2 separate regions of the Homo sapiens genome follow, and region 2 is linked to region 1. A link is a loop called in an ENCODE intact Hi-C map of the cell type or tissue named here. Cell type or tissue: breast epithelium. All regions are shown on one strand. Each heading gives the region's core, and the rest is flanking DNA. Links, peaks and the distances in the headings are about the cores only.

Region 1 (11,398 bases), core at 2,761-7,760:
AGAATATTCTTTCCATTTATCTGGTATTGCCTCAGACCCAAATTTGAATAGTTAAATCATTTATTTAGTGCTCGTGGTCTCAGAGATATGACAAAGCAAAGATCTCTTTCGACCTCAGTTTCTTAAAGCCTAGGGGAACAGAAAAGATTTGAGGGACAGTCAAAAACTTTAAAGACTTGAGGAATTAGGGGTTTTGCTCAAACCAGAAAGCATTTCTCTTGACTGTAGAATGGGAGGGGAGAAGAAAGGGGTGTATTTTGAAAAGAGACCTCGGTGGGTTCTGGGGAGAGGAGCTCGGTACCTCAAGCCTAGTTAGATCCATAGGATTTGGAAAAACCACAGATGGATCTGTGGGCTTTGAGGGCAGAGGGGATTCACAGATCCCTAGGAAGTGGTAGGACCCCAGAGGACACAGGCAGAACACAGGACAGAGTGGGTTCAGTAGAGGCATATAGGATCACAGATAGCCTTGCAGAATTCCCAAGCAAGAGGCCAGCCAGCACGGCAGCACACGGCCAAGGGATCCCAGGGCTAGAGAGGACATGTGAACAGTGTCCGAGTGGAGTGATGGATGAGGACCCCCTGGAACAGTGAACATTACAGAACATGTCTCAGTAGATAACTGATATCAGAGATCAGATGGCACCCACTTCCCAGGCTTTGGTGCTGTGTACTCTCCTAGGCCTTAGTTCTGGAAAACGATGGGTGGTTACCTCAATTGAATGAGATTTGGTTAGTGCCATCCAGATAGAATGGGGAAGAAAAATATAAATTTTGCTGAGCAACAAAATGAGAAATATTTAGAATATTGTACTACTTGTCAACTTGTGAATTTGTGGACCATAATTGATACCATCTATATATCATTAGTGTTTCTGAAACTATGAAACTAGTTTATGCATCTGGCACAACAAAGAAAACATATTTTGCTCATTTCTACTCCCCCAAAAAAACCAAATAAACAAACCTAGAAATGTAAAAGAGTATCATGCATAAAGTGAATATTCTCGGTCCCTTCTTACCTCATAACTTATACGTGTACACTGGTTCTGCTCCATAGATGTAAGACCTGTGGATGAATATTTTTCACCCTTTTAGGGGCCATTATAGTATCTTCATTTGAGGTTGGAAAACAGAAGAAAATACAATTCTACTTGTACCAGTTTAATTTTCATATTAAGATTTTATACTTATTTTAAACAAACTATGAAACTTACCAAGTTCCCCCATCATGACCTGCCTCAGCAATATGAAAATATTTTTGCAGAACTCTGACCAGAAATATATGGATTTTTTTGTTTTAATGTCACTCATGCAGCTTCAATGATGCATGAAGTTATGAAAATCTCGGGAGGGGGAGAAATCTACTAATGCACAAGTGATGTTAATTCAACAAGGGGCCATTTAATGTTGTTTAATGACTGGAAATTATGTTAAGGTCAAATAAACTGAGGGCCCTGGTTCAAAAGACAGTCGCAAGCAAACTGGAATTATAGTAAGCAAGATAGTTCCTCCCAGCTGCTTAGATTTTCTTTTCCTGGAAGAACTTAATATATCCTTCAATCCCTGAATTGCGGTGGAGTTTGAAAACGAGGAAAGAATAACAGGAGACTATAAATTGATTTGATTTACAGTAATGCAAGTAAAAGATCTTTCATTTCATTTTCCCTTGGAGAAACAATACTTCTATCAGTATAGACATCTATTTTGAAGCAATTCTGCAACTACATGGCCCATAAATTCCTCATAATATATTTCACAATTATTAATAATGATAACTTTAGTCTATGAAATGGAACTTTTGGAAACGGTTGAATCACTGAAGGTGGAGAGATTTCTGCTTTCATTATGGGCTTTATCTTCTGTTATCACTCAAGGCATTAAAATGAAATAAAATTTAAAATTCAGTTTCTTAGTTGCACTAGCCACATTTCAGGAGCTCAGAAGCCACACATGGCCAGAGGTTTTTGTCTGGATAATGCAGAAGTAGAAAATTTCTGTCATCAAAGAAAGTCCTATTGGACAGTACTGCTCCACATCTATGGCAATATATCAGGAGGGGTGAAAATCTGAAATGTTACTGCCACAGTTTTATTCTTTACTGACTACGTAAAACAAAACTTTTCTGTTAAGAGCATGTTTATAGTAACACCATGACTAACATACTACTGATTTTCCAGTTCTGACGAGCTGACTGGCCGACTGAATGAATTTTTACTGATCTTAATGTAGTATGAAAGGAACAACTAAAATAAAATATGGTTTATTCTGCTGATTTGAAGTTAATGAGGGTTTTTTATATGAAAATGTAAATGTTGATTACATATTATTCTTGTCTTAGCATGCAGATACAAACCACAGTTATAAAGAAGAGAACCCAATTCTTCACCAAAATTTTAGTTTCTTTTCTTTTTTTTAGCATTTATTCTGTCTGTACTAAAAAAGAATTTGTGAAGATGCTAGCACAAATATTTATATATACTCAGTGTATTTAAAGTGTCTTCTTATACATTTTGTAATCAAATAATCTGCAATGTTCTGTGTACTCACATAAGGAATTTTGGGGTCCAACGTATTTGAAGTTTTCATATTGAGTCAGTTGAGAGGCCAGTTCATTTTAGAGACTAATCTTTATGTCTGTAATCTCTACTTTTTCCTGTGTTTATAGTTGAAATCCAGTTCTACTGAAAGTTTGTGGAATAATGACTTACACTAAGGAAGTGAGTCAGTGTCTCCAAGAAATAAAAGGATTAAATTCTGAGTATAGTAATGCCCATTGGTTTCTAAGTGTAGAACTGTGTGGTGAGAGAGAGAAAGTCGTTATGGAGGGAGAGAAGAGGGAGAGTTGTTATGGAGGAAGAGAAAGTTGTTATGGAGGAAGCTGTATGAATCCTGGAAGTCCAAATACACTCCTAAATGTATGATGACTTTGAAGATGGGTTAAAAAATAAGATGTACTTTTTTAGTGACATAAGTATCCATACTTAAAATGAGAATAATGTAGATTCTCTACTTATGTAAGTAGAGGCATTCTTATTTATTTGGAAGATTTGTTAAGTCTAGTATCTATTTCTAAATCAGGTTTTTTTTTTTTTTTTGGTATTGGTATTTCTCCTAATGCTATCCCTACCTCCCCTAGCCCCTGACCCCAGATATTTTTAAGAGGAACTCTTTTGTTGTTCATTTGAGTAAGCAGTGAATGCTATTTTCTCTTTACTTTTTAAATTAAATGCATTTTCATCATTTTGAGTTTTTAAAAAAATGTTCAAAATATAGTTAACAGCATATAAATTGGTACCACTCTTTCAGCAATTGCTCTACACATGTGAAAAAGTCAAGCCACGTTTTCCTAAGGTACCCATTCTCTTTCAAAACATTTTTTAATGCCTGCGATTCTCTTTTTCCTAGGGCTGATGGGGTAAAATGAAGATTTGGTGAAAGTGAAATATGGTCAAAGTTTCCTCTCAAACATAGAATTTTATGGCAGTAAAAGAAAAGCAGGAGTCACTATATTTATGCATTTGGCTTCCTGATTTTAAGGGTGAGATGATGTTTCTTAACCTTCAGTAGCAGTTCTCTTTTGCATTGCAGCTGTAATATATGTATTGTAGTTAGCGATTGTTACATTCAAATTCATTTTTAAAAAATTTTCTAGATTGATTATTCAAAAGCCCTGTGAGAAAATTACTCGCCTTATGTTTTCTTTTGAAACATACTTAAAAATCTAGGTTAAAAATATAAACCTCTTAAGAAGAATGAATATGTGGTTATGTAGGATACTTCCTGGAAATTCTTAATGGCCTTTACTAACAAAAAAAAATGCAATACTGAAGCCTCTGCTCCCAGGCTCAGGTGATCTTCCCACCTCAGTCTCCCAAGTAGCTGGGGCTATAGGCGCATGCCACTATGCTGAGCTAATTTTTTTTTTTTTTTGTAGAGGCGGGGGTTTTGCCATGTTGCCTAAATTTGTGAGCTCAAGAGATCTGCCTACCTGGGCTGCCCAAAGTGCTGGGATTATAGACATGAGCCACTGTGCCTAGCCAGTAATCTTAATAAACAGATATTTCATTAATAACTTTTTTCTAAAACAATTTTTATGTGTATTTATTTTAATGATTAAAATGCTATGCCTTAAGCAATACATTTATATAAGATATAGCAGTAAAATTATGCATTTGGAACACTAATCTTAGAAATTGGTGTATTGGTTTAATTACTTTGATTTATTAATGTCTATTTCTGTGCCTGATACTTGAGAATGAAAGGAAGTATATATTCATTGAACATGGTACATAGTACATATTCTGTGTATCAGATACTCTTCCAAGTCGCTTTATGTATGTTATTGCATTTAATTCTCACATAAACTTTACAGTTATTAATCCATTTTACAGACAAAGAAACCAAGAGTTAAAGAGGTTATGATTTGCCCAAGAGTATTCAGTTAAAATATACCAATGGTAAGAGACAAACCCTGAGTTTGTTATTCTAGAGCCTTCACTCCTAACCACTGTATTACCGAGGTCAGTAGTGTCCTCATTATACAAGGAAGAAAAAAGAGACTCACAAAAAACAAGTAACTTGTCCAAAATAGAGTAAATGGTGGAAAAAGTTTTCAACTGAGTCTCTCTAACTTCAAATTTTAGCCCATTTTACTATGCCACACAGGGGTTGACAAATCAGATTGGGGAAAGAAGAGGTTATAGACCATCAGAAGTGCATAAGAAGGGTTCATAGGATAGGCAAAGACCTGCCTGGAGAACCCATGTCTGTTTAACCTTTCAGTGCATAGAAACTTGCCATATGGGCTTAGAAGTCAGCTTGTGTCTATGGGCCCTTTTTCTATAGTGATACTGAGAACACTCTAGAAGCAATGATCATGAATGCTCTTGCATAAGGCGTGTATTTTCACTTCAGTAAGAAAACAGTGAGGCCCAGAAGATTGTTTGCAGGTCAGTAATTGTTGCTTGTGGTGCTTGTTTGGAGTCAATACGGGGCCTGGTCTTCTACTTGCACATGCAGGAGTTTTCAGCAGCCAGATTGGCCTGGTGGAGTCCTTAGAGAATTTGAGATGTCACTTACGATGCCAGATACCATTCTGAGGCAGGAGTCTGGATCTGCTGCAAGAAATACAGCTTTAAAAAACTGTGTGACAACAAGAAGAGGCACATACACTTGAAAAGAAGACCATTCTTTTTATTGAAAAAATTTGTACCTGTGATTTTCTGATCTGCTGGACATTGACAGAATGTTACACTAACTCCAGGCTAATTGTTCAATAGTTAAAGATGAAAAGTGAGGAGTAACATAGGCAGACTTTTATAACACATGATGATGAACAATACTTTGCTGATGATCTCTGATTGGTAGGTTTTACGACAATTTGGATAGATGTCCTCTTGTTTTTAATTCTTTGGTGAGTGGGAAGAGCAAAGGAATGCAGAAGAGAGGCAGAGAAGTTTCTGGGAAGGGTGAAAGTATGAACTAGTAGTAGAAAGAGAAAAAGACTGAGTTTTACAGGGAATAAGAGATATTGACTTAATTCCAGAAAACATGAAAAGAAAGTTTGGATATCCCAGGTGGAATATGCATCTGTTGGCTTTGTTGATTTTTATTATCCTTCAATAATAGAAACTGAGACACAGGAGAACAGTTTTGGAACATTAAATGTGGAGCTATTTCTATTTAAAAATAAATGTAATACGGTAGCCTCCCCTTTTCCTCAGGGTATACATTGCAAAACCCTCAGTGTATGCATGAAACTGTGGATAGATTAGAACCCTATAGAGACTATGTCTTTTCCTAATACAATTACATCATATGGGGCAAGCAGTATATACAGCATAGATATGCTGAACAAACGGTTGATTCAAATCATGCCAGGTGGGATAGTATGGGACAATGTGAGATTTCACCATGCTGCTCAGAACAGCATGCAACTTAAAACTTAAGAATTTGAATAGAGGTTTATCCAAACTTTTATTTCTGGAATTTTCCATTTAATATTTTGGACCGTTGTGGATGAGGTTAACTTAAACTGTGAAAGGGAAACTTACTATTGTATTTTATGAATTTGTTAAAGAGAAATCTAAACATGCTTCTTTTTTATTTTTTATTTTTATTGATGCATAATAATTGTACCTATTTATGGGGTACATGTGGTATTTTGATACAAGCATACAATGTGCAATGATCAAATTGGGGTACTTAGGATATCCATCACCTAAACATTTATCCTTTCTTTGTGTTAGGAATCAGAATGTTTCTAACACAAAGAAATGATAAATGTTTGAGGTGGTGGATATTCTCTGCAGTTATTTTGAAAGATACAGTAGGTTATTGTTAACTATAGTCTCCCTATTGTGCTACCAGATATTAGATCTAATTCCTTCTATTTGACTGTATTTTTGTACCCATTAACCAACCCATCTTTATCCTTTCGTTGTCCCTTTCATTCCTAGCCTCTGGTATCTGTCATTCTACTCTCTACCTCCACAGGATCAACTTTTTTTTTTTGGAGACGGAGTCTCCCTCTGTCGCCCAGGCTGGAGTGCAGTGGCGCGATCTCGGCTCACTGCAAGCTCCGCCTCCTGGGTTCACGCCATTCTCCTGCCTCAGCCTCCGGAGTAGCTGGGACTACAGGCCCACCACCACGCCCGGCTAATTTTTTTGGTATTTGTAGTAGAGACAGGGTTTCACCGTGTTAGCCAGGATGGAGGATCAGCTTTTTAAACCCTCGCATGCAAGTGAGAAACATGTAATATTTGTCTTTCTGTGCCTGGCTTATTTCACTAAATATAATGCCCTCTACATCCATCCATGCTGTTGCCAATTTTATTATTTTTTTATTGCTGAATAATATTCCATTGTGTATATATACCATATCTTTATTGCTGAATAATATTCCATTGTGTATGTATACCATATCTTTTTTCTTTCTCTCTCTCCTTTCTTTCCTTCCCCCCTTCCTTCCTTCCTTCCTTCCTTCCTTCCTTCCTTCCCTTCCCTTCCCTTCCCTTCCCTTCCCTTCCTTCCTTCCTTCCTTCCTTCCTTCCTTCCTTCCTTCCTTCCTTCCTTCCTTCCTTCTCTCTCTCTCTCTCTCTCTCTCTCTCTCTCTCTCTCTCTTTCTTTCTTTCTTTCTTTCTTTCTTTCTTTCTTTCTTTCTTTCTTTCTTTCTTTCTTTCTTTCCTTTTGATGAGGAGTCTTGCTCTGTCATCCAGACTGGAGTGCACTGGCGCTATCTCAGCTCACTGCAACCTCTGCCTCCCAGGTTCAAGCGATTCTCCTGCCTCAGCCTCCCGAATAGCTGGGATTACAGGCACATGCCACCCTTCCCAGCTATTTTTTTTGTATTTTTAGTAGAGATGGAATTTCACCATGTTGGCCAGGCTGGTCTTGAACTCCTGACCTCAGATGATCCACCTGCCTCAGCCTCCCAAAGTTCCATTTATCTAGTGATGGATGCTTAGGTTGATTTCATATCTTGGCTACTGTGAATTATGTTGCAATAAATATGGGAGTGCAGATATGTCTTCAGTACACCGATTTCCTTTCTTTTGGGTATTTACCTAGCAGTGGGATTGCTGAATCACATGGTAGTTCTATTTTAGTTTTTTGAGGAATCTTTATACTGTTTTCTATAGTGGCTGTACTAATTTACATTCCCACCAACAGTATGAAAGTTTCCCTTTCTCTTCATCCTTGCTAGCGTTTGAATTTTAAAAATCTTTTTGATAAAAGCCATTTTAACTGGTGTGAGATGTTACCATTTTAATTGAAACTTTGATTTGCATTTCCCTAATGATTAGTGATATTGAGCATTTCCTCATATATCTATTGCCCTTTTGTATATCTTCTTTTGAGAAATATCTTTACAGGTCTTTTGCCTATTTTAAAAATTGGATTATTATTATTTTTTTCCTGTTGTTTGAGTTCCTTATATATTCTGGTTATTAATTCCTTGTCAGTTGAATAGCTTACAAATATTTTCTCCCATTCTATAAGTTGTCTCTTTACTTTGTTGATTGTTTATTTTACTGTGCAGAAGTGTTTTAGTATGATGTGATCTCACTTATCCATTTTTGCCTTGGTTGCCTGTGGTTTTGAAGCTTTACTCATAAAACCTTTGCCCAGACCAAGGTCCTGAAGCTTTTTTGCAATGTTTTCTTCTAGTAGTTTTATGGTATCAGGTCTCACAATTACACCTTTAATCCATTTTGATTTTATTTTTGTATATGGTGAGGGATAGGGGTCCACTTTTGTTCTTCTGCATATGGATATCCAGGGTTCCCAGCACCATTTATTGAAGAGGCTGTCCTATTCCCAATGTATGTACTTGGTGCCTTTGTCAAAAATAAGTTGACTGGATATGCATGGATTTATTTTTGAATGTCCTTTATCCAAACTTTATGTCTAGAATTTTCCATTTCATATTTTTAGAATGATGTTGACCAAGCATAACTGAAGCCATGGAAAGAGAAACTGTGGATAAGGGGAACACTATTATATTTTATAAATGCTTAAAAATTTTTCAATGTTTGGAAGCTTTCTTAGGAGGTTCTCACTGCAGAGATCAGGAAATATTTATTAACCACCCACTTTGTGAACAGCAGTGTGTTGGTTATGATATGGTTTGGTTCTGTGTCCCTACCCAAATCTCATCTTGAATTGCAATCATATATGTTGAGAGAGGAACCTGTAATATCCATGTGTTAAGGGAGGGAGGTAATTTGGCCATAAGGGTGATTTCCCCCATGCTGTTCTCGTGATAGTGAGTTCTCACAAGATCTGATGGTTTTATAAATATTTGACAGCTCCTCCTTCACACACATTTCTCTTTACTGCCACCTTGTGAAGAAGGTGCCTGCTTCCCCTTCGCCTTCCACCATGATTGTAAGTTCCTGAGACCTCCCCAGTCGTGTGGAACTGTGAGTCAGTTAAACCTCTTTTCTTTATGAATTACGCAGTCTTGAGTAGTATCTTTCTAGCGGTGTGAAAATGGACTAATACAGGTTCTTTGAAGGCATATTGAAAAAACAGGATATAAGGGGGTCTGCAAATCAATAGTGAGGTAAAATCGTCAAACATGAAGCAAATGGAGGCATGAATATTCAAGATAGAATGTTTTAATGATATATACATTAAACATTATGAAGTTCAGAGGTAAGGGCAGCTTCCCTGGAGGAAATGGAATTGAAGCTAGATCTTGATGGATAGATAAGTTTTGGGGAGGAAGATTCACATCATGTTTGAATGGGGATGTTTGGCAAAGAAGAGATTGCTTTTAGGCAGAAGAATGATACTGGGGTCTTGAAGAACTGAAGATGTCTGAGATGCTCATAGGGCAGTAGCCAGCTGGTTCTTAGTGCATTTTGGGGAAAATCGTGGAGAGGGGAAGGCCTGAGATTGCATAGTGAGAGTGAGGCCCACCTGGTGATCTCTATTATGGTCAAGGATTAGGATCCCCTGAGGAACCACAGAAGCTACCAGTTATTCAGAGAGTGGTTAAAGAACAAAAGGAGGATTTCTTTTCACTTGAGGGCACTCATCTAAATTAACTTTTTGTTGACAAAGAAATGAGTACTCAGTCCTTTCATGCTTCCTTTACTGAAAGGTGATAGAATCTCCTTCATTAGTTCATAATCCAAGTGTAAGGGAAACATATTATTTTAAAATTGTTACTTATAGTTAAAAGTTTCTCAGTGGGTTGGAAATTTAGGCTAGATTCAGATTTCTTTCAGATTTTTTTTCTTGTAGCTTTTGTAAATATTGATTCACCCTAGAAATGAGTTATGGGTAGGAGGGATCTTTAAGAAAATTTTTTTACTATGGAACATAGCATTCCAGAAAAACCTCATTTCTATTGATGAATGGCTGTTGGCATACAGAAACCTGGCATGTGGTCGAGGAGAAGGGATACAGCTGACATGAGAAAAGCTTGAGAAGGAAACTATAATCCCCCTTCAAATTCACTGCTCATTAGAGGAGCTAAAATGATTAAGCAGCTGGAGGTTTTGATGTATGAGGAAAGATTAAAAGAATTACATGTGTGTAGGTTGGCTAAAGAGCTAAGGAGTGTGTGTGCCTGTGTGTGAGGTGGGGATCTGATAGCCATTTGCAGATAATTGAAGGCATAAGCCCCCCAAAAGGAGAGGGATTGTGAAGGTGGTCCTTAGGGGATTATCTAAGGGTAATGAATGAACGGAAGAAGAGAAAGAAAATGGTTTCATCAGGAAGACTTTCATAATGGGTGAGATTTAAGAGGCCATAAAATAATCTCCCAGAAGAGGTGGTGAAATTCCCATCTCTTGAGTCATTTGGAGGAGGCCTAAAAAGTTTTGGAAGTGTATAATGCTACCCTGGTGGGGGAACAGATTTAGTAACCAAGACCATCCTGGGTCCTGATGTTTTACAGCTCCATTTTTAAGATGAATCAATTGATAAACAATAAATTTGGAAGCTTCCCAGGAACTGAGTCTGTCTCATCTCACTGATAATTTTCTTCAAGTAATAAAGACACATTCCATACCTCTTCCTCGCTTGATTTCTACCCATTGTCCTTGACATTGTATTATTTCTTAAGGGACATAAAGGCCCAATGATGGAGGAATTGCAGGATTGAAAGGGTTAGCAGCAAGTCATTCAGCAAATGGCAATATTAATACAGCATCCCTGCACTGCAGTCTCCTTTCCAAACAGGACTGCTCTCTGATACATTGTCAGAACTCCTTGCATTGTGTTCTTCAGGGTTCCTCAGCATTAATCAGCATCTGGACTGTGCCACTCTTGCAAATGAAATTGGTCAAGAATAGCCTTTCCCCAGTATCATGATGAAGCAGAATTTTTTTCTGGTGTCTTTTGATAATGAGAATGACAGTATTCTATCTTTATATTAATAGTTCACAGCAACTAAAAGAGGTGGGATCTCAGAACACTTCATTTAATGCCAATAGAATTGTAACAGAAACCTTATGACCTTGTATGGTCCTTTTCTGTGATCTCACAGTTTCTTTAGTTTTTCCTCTATGTGAGTAATAATAAATGATTCTTACACAAAGATTTATGTACACATATTTCTTCACAGTGTTACTTACACAATTAATGCTAAGAAACACCCTAAATATTCAATATTTGGTAAAAAGTCTTTCTTTATGTCCTTATAGTAGATTGTTACAGCTGTGAAACTCATGGTTTTGAAGAATATACAATGACATCTAAAAATGTGCATGATAATGTTGGAAGAAGCAAGCAGGACCTACAAATACAATATAATTCTAAATGTACTTAGATAAAAAGATAGATAAATAGACATGTATCTTGCCTTTCTATCCTTGAATGATGAAATTAAGAGTAATGTTTTCTTCTTCGTACTGTTTTACATGTTCTGCAATTAATATAT
Region 2 (11,398 bases), core at 3,682-8,681, 75 kb before region 1:
TGCCTCTTCTCCAAATGATCACACCTTTTCAGCAAGGGCACTGAACTGGGCTGAGGCTGAGATGAGTAAGTTGACAGAAGTAGGCTTCAGAAGATGGATAATAATGAACTTTGCTGAGCTAGAGGAGTATGTTCTAACCCAATGCAAAGAAGCTAAGAACCATGGTAAAACATTACAGGAGCTGTTAATCAGAATAACCAGTTTAGAGAGAAACATAAATGACCTGATGAAACTGAAAAACAAGTATCAATAGCTGAATAGATCATGCAGAGGAGACAATCTCAGAGCTGAAGTCTGTCTTGCTGAAATAAGACAGGCAGGCAAGATTAGAAAAAGATAAATGAAAAAGAATTAACAAAACCTCTGAGAACTATGAAATTATGTACAAATGTGTCCAGAATTGGTGGGTTCTTGGTCTCGCTGACTTCAAGAATGAAGCCGCGGACACTCGTGGTGAGTGTTACAGTTCTTAAAGATGGTGTGTCTGGAGTTTTTTCCTTTAGATGTCCAGATGCATCTGGAATTTCTTCCTTCTGGTGGGTTCGTGGTCTCGCTGACTTCAGGAGTGAAGCTGCAGACCTTCATGGTGAGTGTTACAGCTCATAAAGGCAGCGCAGACCCAAAGAATGAACAGCAACAAGGTTTATTGCAAAGAGTGAAAGAACAAAGCTTCTACAGTCTGGAAGGTGACCAGAGTGGGTTGCTGCTGCTGGCTCAGGTGGCCTGCTTTTATTCCCTTATCTGGCCCCACCCACATCCTGTTGATTGGTCCATTTTACAGAGAGTTGATTGGTCCATTTTACAGAGAGCTGATTGGTCCATTTTACAGAGAGCTGATTGGTCTGTTTTGACAGAGTGCTGATTGGTGCCTTTACAATCCTTTAGCTAGACACAGAGTGGTGATTGGTGCATTTACAATCCTTTAGCTAGACACAGAAGTTCTCCAAGTTCCCACCCGACCCAGAAGCCCAGCTGGCTTCACCTCTCACTGGCACTTGCTGCAGGACTCTGCAGCACCCAGCCTGCGCACTCTGGCAGCCCAGAGGGAGCCTGTCCCCCATCAAGTCCAGCAGGCGCCAGCTGGCTGCACCCGTGCCCACCCAGAACCTGCGCTGGCTCGTGAATGTCACGCGCAGCCCTGGATCCCGCTGGCACCTTCCCCTCCACACCTCCCTGCAAGCAGAGGGATCTGGCTCTGGCCTCGGCCAGCACCAGAGAGGGGCCCCCACAGTGAAGCAGTGGTGGGCTGAGGGCTCCTTGAGCATGGCCAGAATGGATGCCAAGGCCAAGGAGGTGCTGAGAGCAAGTGAGGGCTGCTAGCACGTAGTCACCTCTCACAAAGACTGAACCTACTACTGATTGGGATAGCTGAAAGAGATGGGGAGAATGGAACCAAGTTGGAAAACATACTTCAGGGTGTCATCCAGGGGAACTTCCCTAAACTAGCAAGACAGGCCAACATTAAAATTCAGGAAATACAGAGACCCCCAGTAAGATACTCCATGAGAAGATTAACCCCAAGACACATAATCATCAAATTTCCAAGGTTGAAATGAAGGAAAAAATGCTAAGGGCAGCCAGAGAGAAAGGCCAGATAACCTACAAAGGGAAGTCCAACAGAATAACTGTGGACCTCTCAGTGGAAACACTACAAACCAGAAGAGACTGGGGAGCAATATTCAACATTCTTAAAGAAAATAATTTCCAACCCAGAATTTAATATCCAGTCAAACTAAGCTCCATAAGTGAAGTTGAAATAAAATCCTTCTCAGACAAGAAAATACTGAGGGAATTTGTCACCACCAGGCCTGCCTTGTAAGAGCTCCTGAAGAAGGCTCTGAATATGGAATGGAAAAACCATTGCCAGCCACTACAAAAACACACTGAAGTACACAGACCAATGATGCTGTGAAGCAACTACATTAACAAGTCTGCAAAGTAGCCAGCCAGCATCATGATGACGGGATCAAATTGACACATAACAATATTAACCTTAAATGTAAATGGGCTACATGCCCCAATTAAAGGACAAAGAATGGAAAGCAGGATAAAGAGTCAAGACCCATTGGTGTGCTGTATTCAAGAGACCCATCTCACATTTAGGCTCAAAATAAAGAGTTGGAGGAAAATTTAACAAGCAAATGGAAAGCAGAAAAAAGCAAGGGTTGCAATCCTAGTTTCTGATAAAACAGACTTTAAATCAGCAAAGATCCAAAAAGACAAAGAAGGGCATTACATAATGATAAAGGGTTCAAATCAACAAGAAGAGCTAACTGTCCTAAATATATGCACCCAATACAGGAGCCCCCAGATTCATAAAACAAGTTCTTAGAGACCTACAAAGAGACTTAGACTCACACACAATTATAGTGGGAAATTTTAACACCCCACTGTCAATATTAGACAGATGATCAAAACAAAAAATTAACAGAAATATTCAGGACTTGAACTCAGCTCTGGATCAAATGGAACTGATAGTTATCTACAGAACTCTCCACCCCAAAACAACAGAATATACATTATTCTTGGCACCACATGGCACATTTACTGTAAAACTGATCACATAATTGGAAGTAAAACACTCCTCAAAAAATGCAAAAGAACTGAAATCATAACCAACAGTCTCTCAGACCACAGAGCAATCAAATTGGGATTCAAGATTAACAAACTCCCTCAAAACCACAAAACTACATGGAAATTGAACAACCTGCTCCTGAATGACTCCTGAGGAAATAATAAAATTAAGGCAGAAATCAAGAAGTTCTTTGAACTAATTGAAACTAATGAAAACAAAGAGACAATATACTAGAATCACTGGGACACAGCTAAAGCTGTGTTAAGAGGGAAATTTATAGCACTAAATGCCCACATCAAAAAGCTAGAAAGATCTCAAATCAACGTCCTAACATCACAACTAAAATAACTACAGAACCAAGAGCAAACAAACCCCAAAGCTAGCCAAAGACAAGAAATAACCAAAATCAGAGAGGAACTGAAGGAGATAGATACAAAAAACCCTTAAAAAATAAATGAATCCAGGAGCTGTTATTTTGAACAAATTAATAAAATAGACCACTAGCTAGATTAATAAAGGAGAAAGGAGAGAAAAATCAAATAGACACAATAAAAATGATAAAGGGGATAGCACTACTGACCCCACAAAAATACAAACAACCATCAGAGAATACTGTAAACACCTCTATGAAAATAAAATAGAAAATCTAGAAGAAATGGATAAAGTCCTGGACACATACACTCTCCCAAGACAGAACCAGGAAGAAGTTGAATCCCTGAATAGACCAATAACTAGTTATGAAATTGAGGCAGTAATAAATAGCATACCAACCAAAAAAAAAAGTTCAGGACCAGATGGATTTACAGCGGAATTCTACCAGAGGTACAAAGAGGAACTGGTACCATTTATTCTGAAACTATTCCAAACAATTGAAAAGGAGGGACTCCTCCCTAACACATTTTATGAGGCCAGCATCATCCTGATACCAAAACCTGGCAGAGATACAACAACAACAACAACACTCCAGGCCAATATCTCTAATGAATATTGATGCAAAAATTCTCAATAAAATACTGGCAAATTGAAACCAGCAGCACATCAAAAAGCTTATCCACTATGATCAAGTCAACTTCATCCCCAGGATGTAAGGCTGGTTCAACATATGCAAATTAATAAATGTAACTCATCAAATAAACAGAACTAAAGGCAAAAACCACATGATTATCTTAATAGATGTAGAAAAGGCCTTCAATAAAGTTCATTAAAAACTCTCAATAAACTCGGTATTGAAGGAAACTACCTCAAAATAATAAGAGCCATTCATGACAAACCCACAGCCAATATCATACTGAATGGACAAAAGTTGGAGGTATTCCATTTGAAAACCAGCACAAGACAAGGATGCCCTCTCTCACCACTCCTATTCAACATAGTATTGGAAATTCTGGCCAGGGCAATCAGGCAGGAGAAAGAAATAAAGCGTATTCAAATAGGAAGAGAGGAAGTCAAATTGTCATTGTTTGCAGACGACATGATTCTAAATCTAGAAAACCCTATCATCTTAGCCCAAAAGCTTCTTAATCTAAGTAACTTCAGCAAAGTCTCAGGATACAAAATCAATGTGCAAGAATCACAAACATTCCTATACACCAACAACAGACAAGCGGAAAGCCAAATAATGAATAAACCTGCATTCACAATTGCTACAAAGAGGATCAAATACCTAGGAATATAGCTAACAAGGGAAGTGAATGACCTCTTCAAGGAGAACTACAAGCCACCACTTTTCAAGGAAATCCAAGAGGACACAAACAAATGAAAAAACATTTTATGCTCACGGATAGGAATAATCAATATCACGAAAATGACCATACTGCCCCAAGTAATTTATAGATTCAATGCAATTCCCATCAAACTATCACTGACATTCTCCATATAATTAGAAAAACACTGTCTTAAAATTCATATGGAACCAAAAAAGAGCCTGTATAGTCAAGACAATCCTAAGCAAAAAGAACAAAGCTGGAGGCATCATGCCACCAGACTGCCTTTTCCTGGCGCCGGCTGCGACCAATTATTATTTAGAGAGACAGCTTTACGACTGCCTGATCATCACCTCATGGTTGCCTGACATTCCTGGTGGTAGTGGGGCCTTCTCCTGCCCTGCTCCTGTCTGCCTGCCTACCTGCTGGAACAAAGGTAGTTGTCCCTTCAAGAGATATATGGAAGGATATTAGCTGGCTGTTGAACTTGAGCACACACTGTAAGGCAAAAACAGATGGCTAGTATACTATCTTCCTGTTTTCCTAACTTTAAAAAGTTTACCTGATGTATTTAGGATATAATTTTGGGATGAAAAGCTGTAAGGATTAATAGAAAAGTAGGAGAACATATGTAAGAAGAATGTGGTTGGGAAGGACAGGGAAATTAGGTAAAAATTTGTAAAGCAAACAGGCTTCTGGGAGGGGATGTGTGTTTTCCTCATCCTGAGGTTTCTTCCATGTGAAGGACACTCTATTAGAATAATCCTCTTGGCTACTCTCAGTCTCTCTGCCCTTGGGGGAGATGGAGTGACCTGTTTTATTGGTGAGGTGGGAAGGAAAAGAACAGCATTTTCCCTTTTCCCTTCCTCTAGGGAGAGAGCTTCCCACAGAGAACCTTGTCCTCTGTATTCCATGTCCTAAAACTAACAGAGGCAGGTAGGTCCCCAGGCAGTGCCTGTGTCAGGAATGGAGAATTATTTCTAATTTTGGAGTTCAGCATTATGAAGGTCACTTGTCTGCTTTTTCTTAATAAAACTTTATAAAGGATAAAGGTAATATTTTGGCATCTATGTGACAATGCCTTGGTCTTATTTCACAGTTGAGTAAGCATCTGTGAAGATGCCCTCTAAAGTCCCAAATAAGATTACTCAAAAGTAAATCAAAACACCCTAAGTTGGCTGTTCTGGCCATGAGGGAGTTGTTGCAGCTAGACTTGCTCTTCTCTATAAACAGCAAAAAAAAAAAAAAAAAAAAAAAAACTGGACAAAATATGTGGAACAATTTTCAGACACTGGACAATATGAAATACAGGGCTGTGATTCCTGAGGGAAAGAAGCAAATATGATGAGTCATATAATTGACCTGGCTATCTGTGTGGAGGCATTTTCTGGACCTCAGTACAGGGAGTGGGGACACAGACAGAGCGCAGTGATCTTGCTAAAGTGAGAAGATGGATACCAACAGTTGGGAGACTGAGGTTCTTGTAATTTGTGGGGCAGAGATGAGGGAGTTGTGCTGAGGAAAACCAACTAACCAATCAAGCAACAAACAAACTAACAAACATCTCTAGAGGTCTTCCCTTTAGTTTTTGCCCAAATGGTAAACTGCACTTTCACAATTTGAAGATCCACAGGGTCAGAGAATACATGCTAGGATCTTTAAGTGAAACAGTTCTTAGGGCTCACATACAACTGAGGAAGTTTGATTTTCAACCAACTGGAATGCATTGACCTCGTTGAACACCCAGGCGTTCCATTGAGATCCCAGAAAAATTAGCATATCTAAATCTAAAGGAAAAGTACTCTAGGTTCACCCCAACAAATCTTAAAAATTGCCCTCAACAAGGTCAAATTGATTATTTTTCTCCTTTTATAAAATTATACTTAAATTCTGGGATACATGTGCAGAACGTGCAGGTTTGTTACACAGGTATACATGTGCCGTGGTGGTTTGCTGCACTCATAAACCCATCATTTACATTAGGCATTTCTCCCAATGCTATCCCTCCCCTTTCCCCCAACCCCCTGACAGGCTCCGGTGTGTGATGTTCCCCTCTCTGTCCCCATATGTTCTCATTGTTCAAATCCCACTTATAAGTGAGAACGTGTGGTGTTTGGTTTTCTGCTCCTGTGTTAGTTTGCTGAGAATGATGGTTTCCAGCTTCATCCATGTCTCTGCAAAGGGCATGAACTCATCCTTTTTTACGGCTGCATAGTATTCCATGGTGTATATGTGCCACATTTTCTTTATCAGGTCTATCATTGATGGACATTTGGGTTAGTTCCAAGTCTTTGCTATTGTAAATAGTGCTGCAATAAACATACGTGTGCATGAATCTTCATAGTAGAATGATTTATAATCCTTTGGATATATACTCAGTAATGGGATTGCTTGGTCAAATGGTATTTCTAGTCCTAGATCCTTGAGGAATTGCCACACTGTCTTCTACAATGATTGAACTAATTTACTCTCCCACCAAAAGTGTAAAAGTGTTTCTATTTCTCCACATCCTCTCCAGGATCTGTTGTTTCCTGACTTTTTAATGATCACCATTCTAAATGGCATGAAGTGGTATCTCATTGTGGTTTTGATTTGCATTTCTCTAATAACCAGTGATGATGAGTTTTTAAAAATATGTTTGCTGGCCACATAAACATCTTCTTTTGACAGTTGTCTGTTCATATACTTTGCCCACTTTTTGATGGGGTTGTTTGTTTTTTTCTTGTAAATTTGTTTAAGTTCCTTGTAGATTCTGGATATTAGCTCTTTGTCAGATGGCTAGATTGCAAAAATTGTCTCCCATTCTGTAGGCTGCCTGTTCACTCTGATGATAGTTTATTTTGCTGTGCAGAAGCTCTTTAGTTTAATTAGATCCCATTTGTCAATTTTGGTTTTTGTTGTCATGGCACTTGATGTTTTAGTCATGAAGTATTTGCCCATGCCTATGTCCTGAATGGTATTGCCTAGGGTTTCTTCTAGGATTTTTATGGTATTAGGTCTTATATTCAAATATTTAATTCATCTTGAGTTAATTTTTGTATAAGGTGTAAGGAAGGGGTCCAGTTTCAGTTTTCTGTATATGGCTAGCCAGTTTTCCCAGCACCATTTATTAAATAGGGAATCCTTTCCCCGTTGCTTGTTTTGTCAGGTTCATCAAAGATCAAATGGTTGTAGATGGGTGGTGTTATTTCTGAGGCTTCTGTTCTGTTTCCTTGTTCTATATATCTGTTTTCATACCGGTACTAAGCTATTTTGGTTACTGTAGACTTGTAGTATAGTTTGAAGTCAGGTAGTGTGATGCCTCCAGCATTGTTCTTTTTGCTTAAGATTGTCTTGGCTATACAGGCTCTTTTTCGGTTGATCGTAGTGGATAAGCTTTTTAATGTGTTGCTGGATTCGATTTGCCAGCATTTTATTGAAAATTTTCACACTGATGTTTACCAGGGATATTGGCCTGAAATTTTCTTTTTTTGTTGTGTCTCTGCCAGATTTTGGTATCAGAATGATGCTGGCCTCATAAAAAGAGTTAGGGAGGAGTCCCTCTTTTTCTATTGCTTGGAATAATTTTAGAATAAATGGTATCAGCTCCTCTTCATACTTCTGGTAGAATCTGGCTGTGAATCCATTCGGTCTTGGGCTCTTTTTCATTGGTATGCTATTAATTACTGCTTCAATATCAGAACTTGTTATTGGTCTATTCAGGGATTCGACTTCTTCCTGGTTTAGTCATGGGTGGGTGTGTGTGTCCAGGAATTTATTCATTTATTCTAGATTTTCTAGTTTATTTGTGTAGAAGTGCTTATAGTATTCTCTGATGGTAGTTTGTGTTTCTGTGGGATCAGTGGTGATATCCCCTTTATCAATTTTTACTGTGTCTATTTGATTCTCTTTTTTCTTCTTTACTAGTCTGGATAGTAATCTATCTATTGTGTTAATCTTTTCAAAAAGCCAGCTCCTGGATTCACTGATTTTTTTGAAGGGTTTTTTTGTGTCTCTATCTCCTTCAGTTCTGCTCTGATCTTAGTTATTTCTTGTTGTATGCTAGTTTTTGAATTTGTTTCCTTTTGCTTCTCTAGTTCTTTTAATTGTGATGTTAGGGTGTCAATTTTAGATCTTTCCTGCTTTATCCTGTGGGCATTTAATGCTTTAAATTTACCTCTAAATATTGCTTTAGCTGTGTCCCAGAGATTCTGGTATGTTGTGTCTCTGTTCCCATTGCTTTCAAATAACTTATTTATTTCTGCCTTAATTTCATTATTTATCCAGCCATCATTCAGGAGCAGATTGCTCAATTTCCATGTAGTTGTGCAGTTTTGAGTGAGTTTCTTAATCCTGAGTACTAATTTGATTACACTGTGGTCTGTGAGACTGTTTGTTATAATTTCTGTTCTTTTGCATTTGCTGAGGAGTGTTTTACTTCCAATTATGTGGTCAATTTTAGAATAAGTGTAATGTGGTGCTGAGAAGAATGTATATTCTGTTGATTTGGGGTGGAGAGTTAGTAGATGTCTATTAGGTCCGCTTAGTCCAGAGCTGAGTTCAAGTCCTGAATATCCTTGTTAATTTTGTGTCTCATTGATCTGTCTAATATTGACAGTGGGGTGTTTAAGTCTCTTAGTGTTATTGTGTGGGAGTCTAAGTCTCTTTGTAGGTCTCTAAGACCTACTTTGTGAATCTGGTGCTCCTGTATTGGGTGCATATATATTTAGGATAGTTAGCTCTTCTTGTTGCGTTGATCTTTTTACCATTATGTAATGCCCTTCTTTGTCTTTTTGGATCTTTGTTGGTTTAAAGTCTGTTTTCTCAGAGACTAGGATTGCAACCCCTGCTTTTCTTTGCTTTCCATTTGCTTGGTAAATATTCCTCCATCCCTTTATTTTGAGCCTATGTGTGTCTTTGCATGTGAGATGGGTCTCCTGAATAGAGCACACTGATGTGTCTTGACTCTTTATCCAATTTGCCAGTATGTGTCTTTTAATTGGGGCATTTAGCACATTTACATTTAAGGTTAATATCATTATGTATGAATTTGATCTTGTCATTATGATGCTAGCTGGTTATTTTGCCCATTAGTTGATGCAGTTTCTTCACAGTGTTGATAGTCTTTACATTTTTGTTTGTTTGTGGAGTGGCTGGTACCAGTTTTTCCTTTGCATATTTAGTACTTCCTTCAGGAGCTATTGTAAGGTAGGCCTGGTGGTGACAAAATCTCTAGGCATTTTCTTGTCTGTAAAGTATTTTATTTCTCCTTCACTTATGAAGCTTAATTTGGCTGGATATGAAATTCTGGGTTGAAAATTGTTTTCTTTAAGAATGTTGAATATTGGCCCCACTCTCTTCTGGCTTGTAGGGTTTCTGCAGAGAGATCTGCTGTTAGTCTGATGGGCTTTCCTTTGTGGGTAACCTGATCTTTCTCTCTGGCTGCCCTTAACATTTTTCCCTTCATTTCAACCTTGGTCAGTCTGACGATTATGTGTGTTGGGGTTGCTCTTCTTGAGGAGTATCTTAGTTGTGTTGTCTGTATTTCCTGAATTTGAATGTTGGCCTGTCTTGCTAGGTTGGGGAAGTTCTCCTGGATAATATCCTGAAATGTATTTTCCAACTTGGTTCCATTCTCCCCGTCACTTTCAGGTACACCAATCAAACATAGGTTTGGTCTTTTCACATAGTCCCATATTTCTTAGAGGCTTTGTTCGTTCCTTTTCATTCTTTTTTTTCCTAATCTTGTCTTCATGCTTTATTTCATTAAGTTGATCTTCAATCTCTGATATCTTTTCTTCTGCTTGATCGATTTGTCTGTTGACACTTGTTTATGCTTCATGAAGTTCTTGTACTGTGTTTTTCAGCTCCATCAGGTCATTTATGTTCTTCTCTAAACTATTTATTCTAGTTAGCAGTTTTTGTAACATTTTTTCAAGGTTCTTAGCTTCCTTGTATTGGGTTAGAACATGCTCCTTTAGCTCGGAGAAATTTGTTATTACCCACCTTCTCAAGCCTACTTCTTTCAATTCATCAACTCATTCTCTGTCCAGTTTTGTTCCCTTGCTGGTGAGGAGTTGTGACCCTCTGGAGGAGAAGAAGCATTCTGGTTTTTGGAATTTTCAGCCTTTTTGCACTTGTTTTTCCTCATCTTCATGGATTTGTCTACCTTTGGTCTTTCATGTTGGTGACTTTCGGGTGGGGTTTTTGAGTGGTCATCCTTTTTGTTGATGTTGATACTATTGCTTCCTGTTTTTTACTTTTCCTTCTAACAGTCAGTCCCCTCTTCTGCAGGTCTGCTGGCATTTGCTGGAGGTCCACTCCAGAACCTGTTTGCCTGGGTATCACCAGCGGAGGCTGCAGAACAGCAAAGATAGCTGCCTGCTTCTTCCTCTGGAAGCTTCATCCCAGAGGGGCACCTGCCAGATGCCAGCTGGAGCTCTCCTCTATGAGGTTTCTGTCAACCCCTGCTGGGAGGTCTGTCCCCAGCAGGAGGCACAGGGGTCAGGGACCTACTTGAGGAGGCAGTCTGTCCCTTAGCAGAGCTTGAGCACTGTGCTGGGAGATCTGCTGCTGTCTTCAGAGCTGGCAGGCAGGAAAATTTAAGTATGCTGAAGCTGTGCCCACAGCTGCCCCTTCGCCAAGGTGCTCTGTCCCAGGGAGATGGGAGTTTTATCTATTAGCCCGTGACTGGGGCTGCTGCCTTTCTTTCAGAGATGCCCTATCCTGAGAGGAGGAATCTGGAGAGGCAGTCTGGCTACAGTGGCTTTGAGGCGCAGAGATGGGCTCCACTCAGTCCGAACTTCCCGGTGGCTTTTTTTACACTGTGAGGGGAAAACCGCCTACTCAAGCCTCAGTAATGGTGGATGCCCATCACCCCACCAAGCTCGAACATACCAGGTTGACTTCAGACTGCTGTGCTGGCAGCGAGAATTTCAAGCCAGTGGATCTTACCTTGTTGGGCTCCCTGGAGGTGGGATACACTGAGCAAGACAACTCGGCTCTCTGGCTTCAGCCCCCTTTCCAGGGGAGTGAATGGTTCTGTCTTGCTGGCATTCCAGGTGCCACTGGGGTACAAAAAAACAAAACAAAACAAAACAAAAAAACAAAACTGCAGCTAGGTAGGTGTCTTCCCAAATGG

What was found. A loop is a pair of places that touch in the nucleus more often than their neighbours do. Peaks named below come from ENCODE experiments on the same cell type or tissue, not always from the same donor. Only the 100,000 strongest peaks of a DNase experiment are listed, where the experiment ranks them.
Region 2: it touches region 1 in a loop (31-fold over the local background); 1 of 110 quality-filtered maps calls a loop at or near these places.

What each region holds. Positions count from the first base shown.
Region 1 is chr4:173,792,113-173,803,510 of GRCh38, forward strand. No RefSeq gene overlaps it. Among named protein-coding and RNA genes, the nearest start is that of LINC02269, 99 kb to the right of the region's middle. RefSeq lists an enhancer at 9,224-9,793. In breast epithelium, for the core only: no CTCF peak of the experiment used is centred there; no DNase peak of the experiment used is centred there; H3K27ac peaks cover 503 bases.
Region 2 is chr4:173,716,663-173,728,060 of GRCh38, forward strand. No RefSeq gene overlaps it. Among named protein-coding and RNA genes, the nearest start is that of LINC02269, 170 kb to the right of the region's middle. In breast epithelium, for the core only: no CTCF peak of the experiment used is centred there; no DNase peak of the experiment used is centred there.